Regions from separate parts of the Homo sapiens genome. Here region 2 is linked to region 1. A link is a loop called in an ENCODE intact Hi-C map of the cell type or tissue named here. Cell type or tissue: IMR-90. All regions are shown on one strand.

Region 1 (8,000 bases):
TGGTTCCCATGCCTGCCAAATAAGGCTGCATGGAGTGGCGACGGGTGTGTGAGTGAGTGTGGGGTCTGGCCACTGTGCAATCAGGCATGTCAGCTGATGTAGTAGGGTGGGCAGCTCCAGGTGCCAGCATGGGCACCAGCTCTCTGCGAGCCTGCAGCTGGACCAGGTGCCCTGCAAACAGCTTCCACAGCTGGCACTGAGGAATATAATGCTTCCCAGAAGCTTGGAGATGCCAGGAACCACAGGGCCTCAAAGAGGGAGTCACGGGCTTAACTCAAGGAGCTCCCGTGTCTGGGGTCCCTGAAGGGCTGCAGCATTTCTTTCCTTCTCTTCACCTGCGACATGGTGAACAATGGGGCATATCTCATCTCTGTTTGTGTTACAGCTCTTTTAGCCTTATTCAGCAGATCCTGAGTTCTTGTCCTGTGCCCAGGAAGAATGAGGTAGGCAGATAAGTGGAGAGTGAGCATGATGAGGAGGAGCTCTACTGAGTGATAGAACAACTGAGGGGAAACCCACAGGGGGATGCTCCTTGCTGCAGCCAGGGTGTCCTGATGAGTGTTCAGCTCCTAGCAGAGAGGGTAGCTCCTCTCTGCTAGGCAAGTCATCTCAACAAGTGTCCAGCTATCAGCAGAGAGGGTAGCTCCTCTCTGCAGCTGGTTGTCCCATCATCTGAGCAGCTGCCAGCAGAGAGGAGGCCCTAGAGTGGGTGGCTCGTCTCTGCTGGCAGGTCATCCTGTTATCTCTCCATTCTCTCTCTGTTGTCTCTGCAGTTCTCAGCAGAAAGGAGGCCCTAGAGTGAGTTGCTCCTCTCTGCAGCTGATTGTCCCAATGTCTGCTCAGCTCTGGCTGAGTCCAGGGCTTTTATGGACCTCAAAGGGGAGGAAGTATGTGTTTATTGGTCCATGGGCACCCATGGAAGGCCTGGAAAAGGCGTCACAAGATTCTACTCTGGTCTGTGGGACTGGCAGCCCAGCACCCAGCCTTCAGGCCCTCCCTTGCTTGAAAGCAGCACCTTACTGGGGACCCATTCCCTCCTTTCCAGGAACCTCGCTGCTTCCTACTGTCATTCATGGCACCCAGGCTGTAGGTGCCAAGAGCTGCCCTCAGCCACCCCTGCTCAGCTTCCCTACTATGCTCATTAGCCCCTAAAGTCCAGAGGGGGCCAAGGTGGCAGGGGGCTAACATGTCAGCACTGCCCCAAGCATGTGCACACCTCACTGGGCCATGTCAGTGCCTGGGTTCAGCCCTGACTTTGCTCTGAGATCGGAATGGGCACCAAGAGCAGGCAGAAGCCAGCAAGAGCAGCGGGAGCAAGCACTTCCCACTTCTGAGCTTGTGAGGGCAAGGAGGGCCTTCCTTGGTCCCCAAAAGTACAGGGATACCTGAGTCCACAGCTGTGGTTTGGGCAGTTGCAGCTGCACCCAGAAGAGTGGGGTTCCCACCTGCTTCTGGGTCCTGAGAGCACAGGGATGCCCAGGTTTGCAGCCATAGCTTGGTTGGCTGCAGTGGTACCCAGGGAGCCTCTGCCTCAATTTGGAAGGGGCAGGGCTCTCACTTGTCCCTGGCTCCTGCTGGCTCCCTGGAGTGTGCAGCCCCAGCGCTGTCTCCCTGCAGCAGCCAGTGTGATGACAGCAGCTGCTTTAGATGGCCTGCCACTGTCATTACCACTGTCCTTACTCATGGCACAAGGATGTAATTTCTATATCTTGTCAATGCCTCTCAGTGAAAACTCTGTTTAAGAGTCCTGGCATCTGGACTGGGCATATACCTACTAAAGAGTACCTAGTTAGAAGAAGAAAACTTGCAACTCCAATTTGCATTCACATCAAGCAAATATCCAAAGAGATAGAAGTTGTCTTGTAAATGGCAAAACACTAAATATAGCTTAAAAAACACCAGGGCATGCTCAAAGTAAAGAACAGCTGAGATGTAACAGCTTACAACTCCTTTTTTTTGTGTGTGTGTGTAATTGTGTGAGTCAAGCTAGTGTCACAAATATTAAATTATTCAATTAGCAGCACAAGATTAAGCCCATAAAATGTGTTAATGTGACACATCATTTCACAAATGGGATTTTAGAATGGCTTCCTGGGATTCTCCAACATGACAAAAATACCCATTAACTTTTACTGCAGCCTGTCTTAAGATCAAGGCAGAAATCAACTCACAGTACAAGGAAGAATGGGAAGAGGTGGTTGATAGTCAATGTTCTTGAGCAGTGGTTTTGCTTTTGTAAATTGCTTTGTTACTTTCTAAATTCTTTTCAGATATACAAATAAGCTGTGTCAGTTACTTAACCACTTGACAATAATGTCTACTATTTACTGAGTTCTATTCTGGTGGACAAACCGTTATAAAAAAGTTAGTTTTATGCAATGTGTTATTTATTATATATTATTTGTCATATGCCATTCATTATTCATATGTCATTCATTGTTTAGTAAACATTGGAAACAATCCACCTACTGAACAGCTTGGAAATGGGTTAAGTAAACTAGGATGTGTCCACCTAATAAAATAGCATCTGGCTATTACAGTGATATTAACAAAGAGTTTGTAAAAACAAATGAAATAATTATTACACTGAATGAATAAATTAAATTATAAAATCTTATTTTTATAAAATATTAATAGAGAAAAAGACTGGAAGGAAGCATTCCAAAAGGTTTACATTATTTGCCTCTGGGTTGTGAGATATGAGGATTAGTTGTTTTTCTTCTTTTTTCCTTGGTTCCTTCTGTGTTATTCACATTATCTGCCATGAGTGTTATTTTCATAATCTCCAACCAAACTAAAAATCTTATTTAGGAGGCATTTGAATTATTCATAAGTACCAATGGAAACTTCAGTTAGCATAGATAGGTACCATTATGTTTGGGTATTCAAATAAAGTGCAACATCATGCAATTTTAGTATTTTCAGTAAAAGTGATTTGTTCAAAGTATAAAAAAGTATGACTTAATTATGGTCTTTATCCAAGTTCCATTTACAGCACAAGAATTAAGAGTGCCTGAATTGCATATTGACTTACTGTCGTGCTTCCACTGTGTGAGTGTAATGTCTGGGAGCAGAGCCTTAGGAGACACTCTTCTGCTTGCTGCTCAGGTGCTTTTCCTGGAATCCCTATGCTGCCCTCCTGCACCCAGCTCAGTCCCACTCCCACTCCCACTCCCACTCTTTCATGACTCCTCTTAAAGGTCCTTCCTTTAGAGATGTCTTCCCTCACTCCCCTTCTCACTCAACGCTTAGGTGCCAAAGGAAGGTCATCCAACTAAACACCCTGCCAGCACTCTGCATTTTTCCCAGCTGCTCTTTCCACAATGAGTTTGTATCATGATCCATGTAATTTATGTGTCTGTCCTCCTGCTGTACTTTAAGCTCCATGAAAGGAAGGACTGTGTCTGTTTGGTTCCCTGCTGCATTCCCATTACCTAGCACAGAGTCTAACGCATGAGTTCAGTAACTATTTGTTGCATGAATGAGTGAATCCATCACATTTTAGAGATACCATATGTGAATTTCGAATATGTAAACATCCCCATGCAATTAAAATCTTGCTTGAAGGAGAAGCCTGGGAATTGGAACATGATAAGAGTTGGTTGTAGAGTGGAAATGTGAGGTTGCACCTCCCTTCAAACACATTAGCATTTGTGTGTGAGTGTGTGTGTGTGTGCATGTGTGTTAGTCTATTAACCATATTCTATAGTCACAACCGAGGTTTAGTAGAGGCATAGAATTCTGGATGAGTGTGAAGGCAATGGACTAGACTAATTGGGTTTGAAAACCAGTCAGATATTTACTAGATCTCTGAATATGGCATGTCATTTAATACCACTAAGTTTTGGTTTCTTCATTTGCATAACTGCGCTGCGGTACCTATTTAGGTTGTTGTATAGATAAAACAAGATAATGAACATAAAATGCTGAACATAGAGCTCTGAAGAATTGTAGGTGTTCAATAAGTCTCTTCAGCAACAGCAGTTATTGTTATTCCTACTACTTTGTTATTAACAATTTCTAAAGTTAACAATTTTCTGAAACAAAAATTTCTCAGTGACCACTAGATGGCATTAAGGTTAATTTAAAATATAGACAGTATAGCCATTATTCATATCAGTAAAAACTTGTGGTGAAAAGTAATTTCATACATTTTGCTTTAAGTTGTGGACTTAATAAGTTGTGATTTTGCATTATTTTATGTAGAAAAATCCTATAAGAGATTATATTTGTTTCAGCTTTGTTTCCATCAAGGATTCCTCATGCTGCTTCTCTTTATCTTTTTTGAAGTAGGAAAGTTATTGCTGAAAGTTCTGAATGATGCTGCAAAGTAAATGGCCCTGTGGGTGCACTGAGAACAAAATTACTGTTTTGTAGTTGCTGTATGATGTACTGAGGGTCAACAGCATGCCAAACTCAATGGTGACCTGGAGGGAAAGACTCTGTGGGTTTCCCAAGCTGGGAGCTGAAGACAACAGGATAGTGACTATTTCTGAAACAGATGAGTGAATAAAAAAGTGCCTGGGTAAACCCAGGAGAAAACCCAGTCACTCTGCACCCTTCTCAAGAATGCTGCACTGTGAGGAAGGTATCTGTTGTTTCTTAAACTTTGCAGAATGAAATAAATGAGCAACAAAATGCTAATACAAATATTCTCTTCAAAGACACTGGTGGACTGAAAAATTTAGTATTGCTGAGTTTCTTGTTGTGTTGTATCCATTAATTGTGGATATATCATCAAAGTTGTAGAAGAACTATATATTTAGGGTATTGTTAGAAAAAAACTAACTTAGATAACAAGTAGATTTTGATGAGTTGCATGGCTTCCTATAGGCAAAGAGGTACCATGAAACTTTACTGAAATGGAAAGATTAGTTTGTCATGATGGAAATGAACCTGAGTTGGGGAACGGTCAATTTGGCAATTGTGTTCAATCTGTGAGGTAGATTGCCAAATGGTTCAGCTTACCTCCAACTGTGAACTCCATGAGAGTGTCAGAGGCATGTGCATGTCACTTCTGAATCTCCAAAGCTGAACCTGCAGATAGCATATCTCCAAAGATGCCTACACCATCATATTGTGCTCAATAAACCTTGACTGAAAAATAAATGATAAAATATCTAGTCAGTTAGACCAGATAAAGGAATCCCATTGGGTATCAGCAAAGGGGTTCTTAGTCAAGATGGTATAGCATGTTCATAACAGGACACTCCCCTTCTCTTTCAAATACATAAAAGAATATACAACATAAATAAAAACATAAAGAGGGATAAAAAGGCAAAGTCAAGTTAAAAAATAAGGTAAATACCTATATGAACCAGAAATGGAACCCAAGCACAAAGTAGAGAGTGAAGCTGAAGACATCGAATGCTTGGCTGTCCGTTTGAAAACAAAGCAGTAGAGTTGGGAGTTTTGCTCTTCTGGATACACAAAGTAAATGCACTCTTTGTGGGATGTGGAAATGGGCCCAGGCCCACCGCTTGCATGTAACTCCCAGAGATCTTCACCAGAAGAGTGATTCAGAGTGCCCTCTAACAAGAAGAAAAGTGAACCCACCACAATCTAAATGTCTAGGTATTAGTCTTATAGGCTTAGAAAAGTGATTTCTTTTCTAATATAGAAGCAAGTTTTTCTATTTCTAAGAAGTAAGAGCTATAAAATATATGAGTCAGATTTATATACAGCACAGTAGTGTTGTTTAGTATATGCTCATTTATGAACCAGTTAAAATTATTATTCCCAGAATAGTTAATTACTATTTTTGGGAGAAACTGAGAGTAAACCTGAATTTCATAATGAAAACAAACTGAACAATAGATGACAGAAGTGTTCAAAACAAACTGTAAAAATTCTATTGGATTCTAATAATAAGCAGAAATTATAACAATAGCTTGTTATAACTGTGGCAAACAATACCAGCTTCCTAAAGATAAATGGCATCAGCATTTAAATGGTCTTTAGAAAATCCAACATTTTGAAACAGTTAATACTTTGTCTACAACTTCATTTTTAAGTATGCTGTTCCTTTTGTCTTGAATGTCTGACACTGCTATTCATACTTCATGACCTAGTTCATTAGTTTCTTTTATATGTATCACTAGAAAAGTGATTTTTTTTTTAAAAAAAGCAAATTTAGAAAGAAATCATCATTCGGATGATTCAGATAAGGCAAGCTCCCAGACATTACGTTAAAAACCTCCAAAACCCTAGAATGCAAATACAGCTAGAAATAACCAACACACTTTCAAGGGGCTCTCTCCTTTGTTGGTAGATCGAGTGTCCCTTATCTGAAATGCTTGAGACCAGAGATGTTTCAGACTTTTTCAGATTTTGGAATATTTACAGTAATATTACTAGCTGAGCATCACTAATCTGAAAATTTGAAATTCAAAATGCTCCAATGAGCATTTCTTTTAAAAGTCATGTTGATGCCCAAAAAGTTTTGCACTTTAGAGCATTTTGGATTTCAGAATTTGGAGTTTGGAATGTTCAGCTGTACTACCCAGGAAACCAATTATAATCAGAAGTTTGCTTGGCTAGTGTGGAATCAGAGCAAGGGGAATTAGTTATATAATTGAAAAGCTTTATGGCAAGCGTTGGCAAACTTCTTCTGTAAAGGGCTGGGCAGTAAATATTTCAGGCTTTGTGGGCCATATAACCTTTGTCAAGACTACTCAACTCTGATAGTGTAGTGCAAAAGCAGCCATAGATGATGTGTAAACAAATGGATGCACCTGTGGTACCAATAAAACTTTATTTAAAAGAATGGGATTCAGCCAGATTTGGCCCATGGACAGTAGTTTGCCAGCCCCTGTTTTGTGGCATTAGGTACTAAATGTCTGACATTTCCACTATGGTGAAATCAGATGTTGTCTATGTAGGTGAATCTCCTCACGTTCTTGAATCAGGACTCTCTCTCTCTTAGTTGTACAGTGTCAAAATTAGTCTCTGCGATTAGTCTTTTTGAGGTCTCTGTTTTCTTTAGGTGGGATAATTTTCCCATTTAGATTAGAGTCAAATGTTATTGGTTTAGGAGGCTTTCTGTCTTAAGGTAACTTTGCACATCTGTGTTTCAGTTCCCTTAGAGCTTAACTCTCAGAGGAAATCTTATGTCCCAATTCCATACTGGTCCTTGGTTCCCCTTATTTCACCGTTCTCCAGAGGTTTCTTATTATTGCCCAACATTAATCCTGCTGTAATAACTTACGGTATGGATCTAGCGAAAAGAGAATGCTGAGGCATGGGTGTCAGTTGGTGTTCAATCTGATTATTTCTCCCAGGTGTGTAGTTCCAGGAAAACTGCCTCAAACTTTTTAGCCCCTAGAGCCCTCTCAGTCAGTCTGGAACACAGAAATACCTTCAGCTGACCACACATTTTAAATAAATCACATGTAAAGATTTTTTTTTCACAATAACTGCTTAAATGTTTGTTCTGATTGGTAGCCTCTGGTTGCTGTCAATGTGTTACCTTAGTTAATTATGTAAGAGGGGCCATTTCTCATCTCAGATGGTACCATGGTTTATTTTAGCAACTTGCAGTCGAAGTCTGGCTGGGTCTACAGCAGCCTCAGCCTCACCTAGGAGCAGGTCAGAAATGCAGACTCTCAGGGCCCCAGACCTACTGAATCAGATCTGGATCTATCTTAACAAGATTTCCAGATGATTCACAATTATTAACGTTTGGAGGTCCTGCTCTGACTTATAGTGCATCTTAATGTTAATTCTTAATGTTAGTTAAAAAAAAAAAAAGACATCTCTGAGTGGCAGAATCAGGAAATGGCTATAAGGTTTAAGGATAATAGGTTTAATTTCTCCCATATTCTTGTGCTCTTGCATAGGGCATGAGAATATATAATGCCCCTGATTGGCATCGTCATCCCCATGCCAATTTGGACCCCAAATTGATGAGATAGGGGTTTGAGAGAACTAAAAGTGAAATTCCAGTTCATCAACAACCTTGTTTTTCAAAGATTTCTTAAAAAACTTTTTTCATTGGTAGC
Region 2 (8,000 bases), 830 kb after region 1:
ATACTGGTTTACCTCTTGGGCCCCTTGCTTTCTCTCCATTTCATATCTCTAAGGATTCCTCTTACTTTCTTGCCAGCTCAGCCATGCAATTAAAATGGTATGTATTTTTAAAATTTTATCCAGGCTTTTTAGTGTTTTGCTTTTTAGAGATAGGCTTTTTAGAATATTTGATCCATCCATAATGCTACTAGAAATAAACTGGATTTTAATTTCATGTTAAAATTTTACTCAGTATTTTCTCCACCCCATTACTTGAATGGTTTATGTTTGCCTCTCCTTGTCACCTGCTTCAATTACTGTGATGTTTCTGCTGTACTTTGGAGTCCCCACTAATACACAGTTCACCTCTGCCTGGGTCTTCTTTTCTCATGCTCCACTCATGGTGTAGCTATGGCTCTTCACCATTACTTTTTCCAACTAGGTTGGTCCACCGGGGAAAGGTTACTATATAATTATCCTTTTTATTCTATGACTTCAAGCAAAATTTCTAGAACATTTAGTTCTTGACAGCTACAATACAATTATACAAAGAAAGATGGGGATTAATTACATTCTTACTAAAACAAGTCATATTAAGTAGATGATGTGGAATAGTATAACATTTTATACATTATCTGTCACAAAATACACCACATACAAAACTCTCTAATCATGATGCCAGCCAGCTGCCAGCCAGCTGAGGAGATTTAACCATTTATCTCTTAAAATCCTTTCGTTATCTTAAAATTAATTATATAGGACTCTGAAAAGATCCATTAATAACTCTCCTTTCATCATGTGCTAAATACCTCTGTGTTCTTTCTCTGAAGCTCAAGTATTGGGGTTCTGTGCCTATCCTCTTAGCCTAGGTTTGAACCCTGCTCTAATCCTTCTTAGGCAAGCATCCCAGAGCAGGCCACTTCATCTCTTGGACTGTCTGGCCCTCATCTGCACAATGGAAATATAATAATTCCTCCCCTACAGGACTATGTCAGGGTTTAAATATGAACCCTTTTAAAAACCTTGGTACAATGCCAGCACATAGGTCATCCTCAATAAATGGAAGCCATAAAAACAAATTCTACTACTATCTAGTTTTTTTAAAAACATTCACCCAATATTATCATAAATGCAGTAGTATATATAATAAATGAATTACAACTGAGCCAATATCAGTATAATGTCAGGAAGCCAAGAGGTTTGCTTAAGGAATGGGGATTAATGTGAATTGACTTTACTACCTTCTTTCACTTTATCCTATGTGGAGCCAACACACTCTCTAAGACAGGCAGTCGGGAGAAAGCCTAATGATTCTCACCTTGATCCAGAACAATGTGTAATAGCTGACCACATGACTTGGCATCATTAGTTCCAGAACATACAGTTCTATATTACTTCCCAGTTTCTTAACTCCTATTCACGTTGTCAACCACTCTGGAAAAGGCTCAAGCTTCCACCATTGCACAGGCTGCTCCTCTGCTGAGAACATTCCATAGACTTCTTCAGGCTAAGACTTACTCATTTTTTAGATATCAGCTAGGATGCCGTGTCCTCCAGAAAGACTCTCTGATCTCACTGAGCTCCCTGCTCTGAGTTCTCAGGGAATCACCTCATCATCCGCTGCAGGAGGCTATAAGTGACCTGCTGATTTGTCTGGATTCCCAGTAATATAAGACGCATTAGCACAAGAACTGTGTTTTTCATTGTTCAGGTCAGCAATAAACCCAAACCCTGGTACAATGGTTGATATGACATAAGCATTAAATAAATATTGGTTGGATGAATAAATGAATGAATGAAACATGCAGAAAACCGTAGCAAAAACTGTACCTGTCCCATAAACATCAGAGGCAGCTAGAAACATCAAAAGTGTTTGATCACTCAGAAAGGCCTAAATATCTAATTGACAATCTAATTAAAGAAGTGGCAGAGACATGTATTTTGAACTCTGTCTTCTCGGTGAAAGCGAAGTAGAGTCTAGGGGATTTTCAAACCCTATATGTAAATTCCTTTGATACCTTCGTAATGTCTGTCTATCTGCCTCCTCACCTCCACTGCCCCCAGACACACACACTTCTCCATATAACACATGACTCAGTACCTGGTGCACAGGCACTAAATACATATGAATAACCAACTGCACTTCTGCATTCCCCCACCAATCTTAACACTGCCTGTGGCAATAGCCATTTCAGCCAAGAACCAGTACTGAGCGTCCAGAACTCCAACCTTGATTTTGTGATGTATTTTAAGAAATACTATGGTTCATTCTTATACTTTACTTTAGTCCTCAAAACTATGCTGATTTTTTTCCCCAACAATTCTTACTCCTTCTCAGAACGCACCACAACACCTGATGACAAGAATTGGGCCAAGAATACAGCAATCCACAAAGTCTTGTGGCCTTGACGCCCCTTCTTGGGAGAGCTGGAAAGCAGCCATGGTACTGCCAGCTGAGCAACCCGACCTGGGAATGTATCTGCCCCTGAAGTGTGATTTCTCACCTGTGTTCATGTGACCACTGGGATGTGGCCTTTCTACAAGGTGCTTTCATACCACCTGGCTTCCTTCTTAAATACTGCTCATTCCAAGCATTTCTTGGGATGGAACTTCCTCAGCACATATGTCGGGTTTATCTCTAACCTGGGCCAACCTGTGTTTTCATTAAAAACACATAATTTAGAAGAGCAGGCAGATTAACACCTGATCTTTACTCAATATTATAAACCTCACACATCCCAACACAGAGGATAACCATCGGGGTGCCCTAACACTCAGTAAATGCCAAGTGGCCCACGGCAGGCCTTGGCTAAGGATGGTTCATCCACTTCATTATCAGGAAAATGCTGTGGTTCTCCCCTGCTGCTAGGTATGTGTTCATGGTTCTCTATGCAGGCCACTGATTTTTTTTCCCACATATGTATTTTGGGGAATTTGAAGCTAACGAGGAAGCCAGATGTGGTGCCTGAGCTAACACTTCCACGTGTATTTGTTCCTAATATCTAAGAACCAACATAAGAATAGGCTATGAAATGCTTAAATAGATGGAAAAGTCATGAGACCAGGGAAGAGTAAGAAAACCTGACAGAGTTTAACTTCTCTTATTCTTGGTTATTACCTGAATTTTTATTTTTAAACTACAAAGCTTAAAATTCATGAATAATACAGGAAATCTGTAAAATGCCATTTTTCAGGAATAAGCAGGACATTAAAATGCAAATTGCAGTTCTACACACAGCGGTACTCAACGTGACAAATTAAGCTCTTCCTATTCCTTGTCTTGACATTTGCCTTCAAGATGTTTGTTCAATGTAGAGAGAAAGCAAGAGGGCAAGAGGGAGAATCAGACAGGATGAGTGGTGATACCTCCAGGAGACCAGCCCCATGTAAGAGGTGCCCAAGGCATGAAAGGTCTTCATGGACGCCTTCCTCTCTGGCACAATACGTGGGAAAAAATCATCGTCTGCGTTACTGCATTTTCTCAGGAAGATCTTCTTAGGAAAATGGCATACTTTAATAATAAGATACCTCTTTAGAATGAGTAGGACAGAAATCTAGAAGAAAGTGAGTAAACTAGAAAGCTTCTGAGCTCCTGTTAGACCCTTACTTCCACACATCACTCACTCAGGTAGATTCACAAAGCCATCCTCTAACCGTGCCTTATTCATTCAACATATTTACTAAAGAGGAGGGCCTACTATGTGCCAGACACACTGGGGATACATCAGTAAATAATAAGACAAACCGCTGGGCACAGTGGGTCACGCCTGTAATCCCAGCACTTTGGGAGGCCAAGGTGGGTGGATCACAAGGTCAGGAGTTCAAGACCATCCTGGGCAATATGGTGAAACCCCGTCTCTATTAAAAATACAAAAATTAGCTGTGTGTGGTGGCACGCACCTGTACTCCCAGCTACTCGGGAGACAGAGACAGGAGAATCACTTGAACCCAGGAGGCAGAGGTTGCAGTGAGGGAGATGGGATCACGCCACTGCACTCCAGCCTGGGTTATGGAGCAAGACTCCATCTCAAAAAAAATAAAAATAAAAAAAATAATAAGACAAAGCTCACTACCTTCACTGGACTTACGTGCTGGTAGCTGTGGGTGGGGATTTACGTCAGCTATAGTGCTAAGTGCTTTACATATTTAACTCATGTAATCCTCACACCAGCCATATGAAGGAGGTAATATTATCATTCATATTTTAGAGATGAGAAATTGTAAATGAATGAGGAATTGTAAATGAAATGTGAATATTACTATTCACATTTTACAGATGACAAAGCTGAGGCACAAAGAAGTGAAGTAATTTAGCTAGTAAACTAGCAAATGAACAAGCTGGGATGTGAAACCAGGGACTCTGTCTCCAGAATGCGCATGTTAAACCACTTTATTAGACTGCCTCTCTTATGACCTCTTCCGCTTGCTCCCTTGCTATTTCTGTATAACAATAAGAGTATATTCTCCCAAAGTCAGGATCTGAGGCCTAGTTGTCTTCGTAACCCACTACTCACAACCCCTGTAGGGTCCGGTTCGTAAGTGTTAAATAGATATTAAATAAATGATTTGCCTTTGATTATTAAATTACCCTTACCCTGAGCCGGAGCTGCAACAGTGGGTGTTAGCACCATCTAGTGGAGAAAGGCCTGGCAAGGAAGACTGCCATTATGGAATGGTTGACAGCCAGCAAGGGATTATAGCAATTACCTGGGTAACTCAGGTAAACATCTTCATGTAGGTGCTTTGCCATCATTCTGCAGACCTCTGACAGCTGATCTGATAACCCCCCAGATTTACCAAAAACGAAACACCTAGTACATAAACAGTATTCCAAGCCCAAAATAGATCCAGCTTTGGTATTTTTAAGGAATTACCAAAGAACACTTTAAACGGAGCTCTTCTGGAAAATCCATGATTATGGTCACAATACAATAGGGATGATCTCAACTTCTTACAGGAAAGGCCTACATATATACATCTACAAATAACTGCACTAAACTTGTTAAAGCAAATAAGATCAATCATTCGGAGACCAAGAATTAGAATGGATCCAGATATAAAGCTTAAAAGAAAATGGTTATTCCTAATCCCTACAGCTACTGGAACTCAACTCTCTTTGCACATTCTTTTACTAAATATTAGCTAATTGTGATATCAATGTATCAGTATGACATAAGATTAAACAATGGCTCTACCTATACTTTGTTTAGAGTAAAACAAAACAAAAATTTTGAATGTACTTCATATAAGACCTCTTAGAAAAACAAGAAAAATAAAGGAGCATTTTATTTCAGTTAGTCATGTTTAGTTACTTTTCCCCTTTGACAAAAAGCAAAGAAAAACAGAAGAGAGGAGGTTGATGAAAAAATTCAGGGAAATAGAGTAACAGGCCAAAGTGGAGAAGACAGAAAGTGTCTGCACTTCTAGTCCCCACTTCATAGCCTAGCAAACTCCTATTTATCCCTTAAGACCTTGCTCAAGTGTCACCTCTACTGTAAGGTCCTTCCTATCTGCACCCCACCCCAGCTACTTACTCCCATTATCGCGATCCCCTAGCACTTGATCCATAACACTATGATGCAATATAATGTTATATTGTCATCGTGCACCAACTTATCCTTCTTCAACAGAGATGATGGGGACTTTCTTAAGTTTCTCAGTATATCTACTGGCTAACTGACTACTGAAACCAGAAGTAAATAATGATCCTTTGAAACAAATACCATTTCCTTCCTCCTTCTATGCTCTGCATTGTTATACCACAAAAAGCTCCTGAAAGTAGCATAAATTCTCAAGCAATTCTCAAGGCCTCTGCTTTGACTCTTTTGTGATTTTTTTTGCCTACATGGTCTTCACAACTAGTCTTCTCAAGACACAAAATCAACAATCATTGAAGTGTAAAGAAGAAAAAATAACAAGGTCTCTGGTTTTAAATGCTATTTTTTTCTCTTCTGCCCACAATAAAACTGTGTCAGGAGGGATATGCCACACACACATCAGTGCATCTGCCTGAACTGAAAAGAAGGTGGAAAGGTTCACTGGGAAAATCAAATGTTCTTTATAAATCCAAGTGCCGAGACATGATCTGTTTCTTTAAATGCTGTTAGCAAATGTACTGCTGAAGGTTAACAGACAATTAAGAATCATCATAGTTCTATGAAAATGATAAACAAAACAGAAAGATCAGCCTTTCGTGATTGCATAAAATCAGCCACAATCAAACAAAAAAAAATCACTAGGGAAAGCACTGCACTTGCTGAATGCATTATGATGGTATACTGTCTGTGGTGGCTAAACATTTGGATTTGGGGAGGTCCAGAGCGCCAGATTTCAAATCCATGTTCTGCAGTGGATAAGCTGGGTGACCTTGAACATATTATGTAATCTCTTTATGCCTCAGTTTTCTTATCTGTAAAATGGAAATAATAATAGTACCATCCTGGGTTTGTTATGAGCAGAGTGCCTAGCATGCAAAAAGCGTTCCATAAAGATTCATTCATTTCATTATTTCATTTCATTTTTTCAAGAAAATATCTACTTAGTGCACACCCTACACATTGTACTGGAAACTTTCATATACATCATCGCAGTTCAAATCTAGAAAAATGAAAGAGTTAGACACAATGTACCTTCCCAGTGCTAACATCCTTTTATCCTAGTCATGTGGAATGAAAATGTGTTTCCAGGGTTCAGCAAACATTTGATTCAAGTTTCATTGCTAAACATATTAATCATTTTTAAAACTGGAATAAAAAGTATTACCCACACTTGAGTTCTTTATCAAATTTTAATACAAGGGAGACCCCAAATGACTTAATTTGTGCTGCCTGGTTAACTTTGCTTTTTTCTGGAGCCCTCAAAATAAAACTTTGCAGTGGATATATTTGAACTCCTTAAAAATGTGACACCGATTAACAAGACTGCAGGTCTTTTTCTGTTTTGATTTGTTCTTTTAATTCAGACCTGTATATGTCTATTCACATAAAATCATACAAGTGAATACAATCCTCTGGCATTTGTGTGTTCCACTCAATTAAGTGACAGGATACATTCATATGGTATTTTCTGCCAAACGGTGACAAATTAAACTAGCTGATGAATCCGTTAATTGACTCTCTAAACTGAACATTTAACAATTAATAACTGCATGCACTTGTTACTTGCTGTGATTTTAATTTGAAACAAGCATTTCCTAGCCTTTTGAGCTACTGTTTCAGTTAAATTGAAGAAGAAGCTATTTAAAAATACTGTATCAGTTACACTAAAGAGCAAGCTATTTTAAAAAATACTGCCATTTGTAACTACTCATCCATGTAAATCTAGATTTTCTCAATATTATGCAGAGAGAGAGAGAGAAAGGGAGATTGAGGGAGAGGAAAAGACAGAAAAAGAGAGTAAGAGAGAGAGAAAATTACATTGGATGCTTAGACTGATGTGACTACAACTGTCTTCCATAAACAACAATTTCACAGGAAGTTTGTTAAATCAGCCTCATTGCTCTTTTGAATGGCAGTAAGAATCAAATCTCACAAATTTGAACTAATAAATTCATACAAATAAAACACTCCCCTTCATCTCTTCCATATATTTTTATCAATCCTACATATATATTTCATTTTGAAAAGGGGCAGGGTTCAGAAAACTTTGTCCTAAGCCCTTCTCTATTGTGAGAAATTACCATGGGCCAGTAACTGTTATAATTTCTAGGTGGGACACAAACTCAAAAAAATTATCAAATACCTGAACACAAGAAGGTTTACATTTAGAGAATACAGATATATATATATATTTAGAATGAGACAAATGTGGAAAGTGCCATCAAAGTGTATGTGTGTATGTACACATAAATAATGTATATTATACACAATACCTAAAGCAGTGAGGGGGAGTTAGATTGGGGGTGAGTAATTTCAACTGGGAAGTTAAAGAAAGGTTATATGGATAACCTAATACTGAAGTTGCACATTGAACACTGAACAGAATTCAACAAGAGGACTAAGTGTAAAAGACCACAGAAAGAT

What was found. A loop is a pair of places that touch in the nucleus more often than their neighbours do. Peaks named below come from ENCODE experiments on the same cell type or tissue, not always from the same donor. Only the 100,000 strongest peaks of a DNase experiment are listed, where the experiment ranks them.
Region 2: a loop joins it to region 1, with 2.8 times the contacts of the local background. A loop is called at or near these places in 4 of 110 quality-filtered maps.

Annotation. Positions count from the first base shown.
Region 1 is chr10:89,950,907-89,958,906 of GRCh38, forward strand. It overlaps LINC01375 (long intergenic non-protein coding RNA 1375), which reads right to left and starts at 6,467. Exons shown (of 4, transcript NR_110655.1): 1 at 6,243-6,467; 2 at 5,309-5,531; 3 at 4,969-5,097. In IMR-90, a CTCF peak has its summit at 4,052 (motif pointing right); no DNase peak of the experiment used is centred here.
Region 2 is chr10:90,783,484-90,791,483 of GRCh38, forward strand. All of the region lies in intron 1 of HTR7 (5-hydroxytryptamine receptor 7), which reads right to left. Among named protein-coding and RNA genes, the nearest start is that of HTR7, 71 kb to the right of the region's middle. In IMR-90, a CTCF peak has its summit at 4,608 (motif pointing left); no DNase peak of the experiment used is centred here; H3K27me3 peaks cover 357 bases.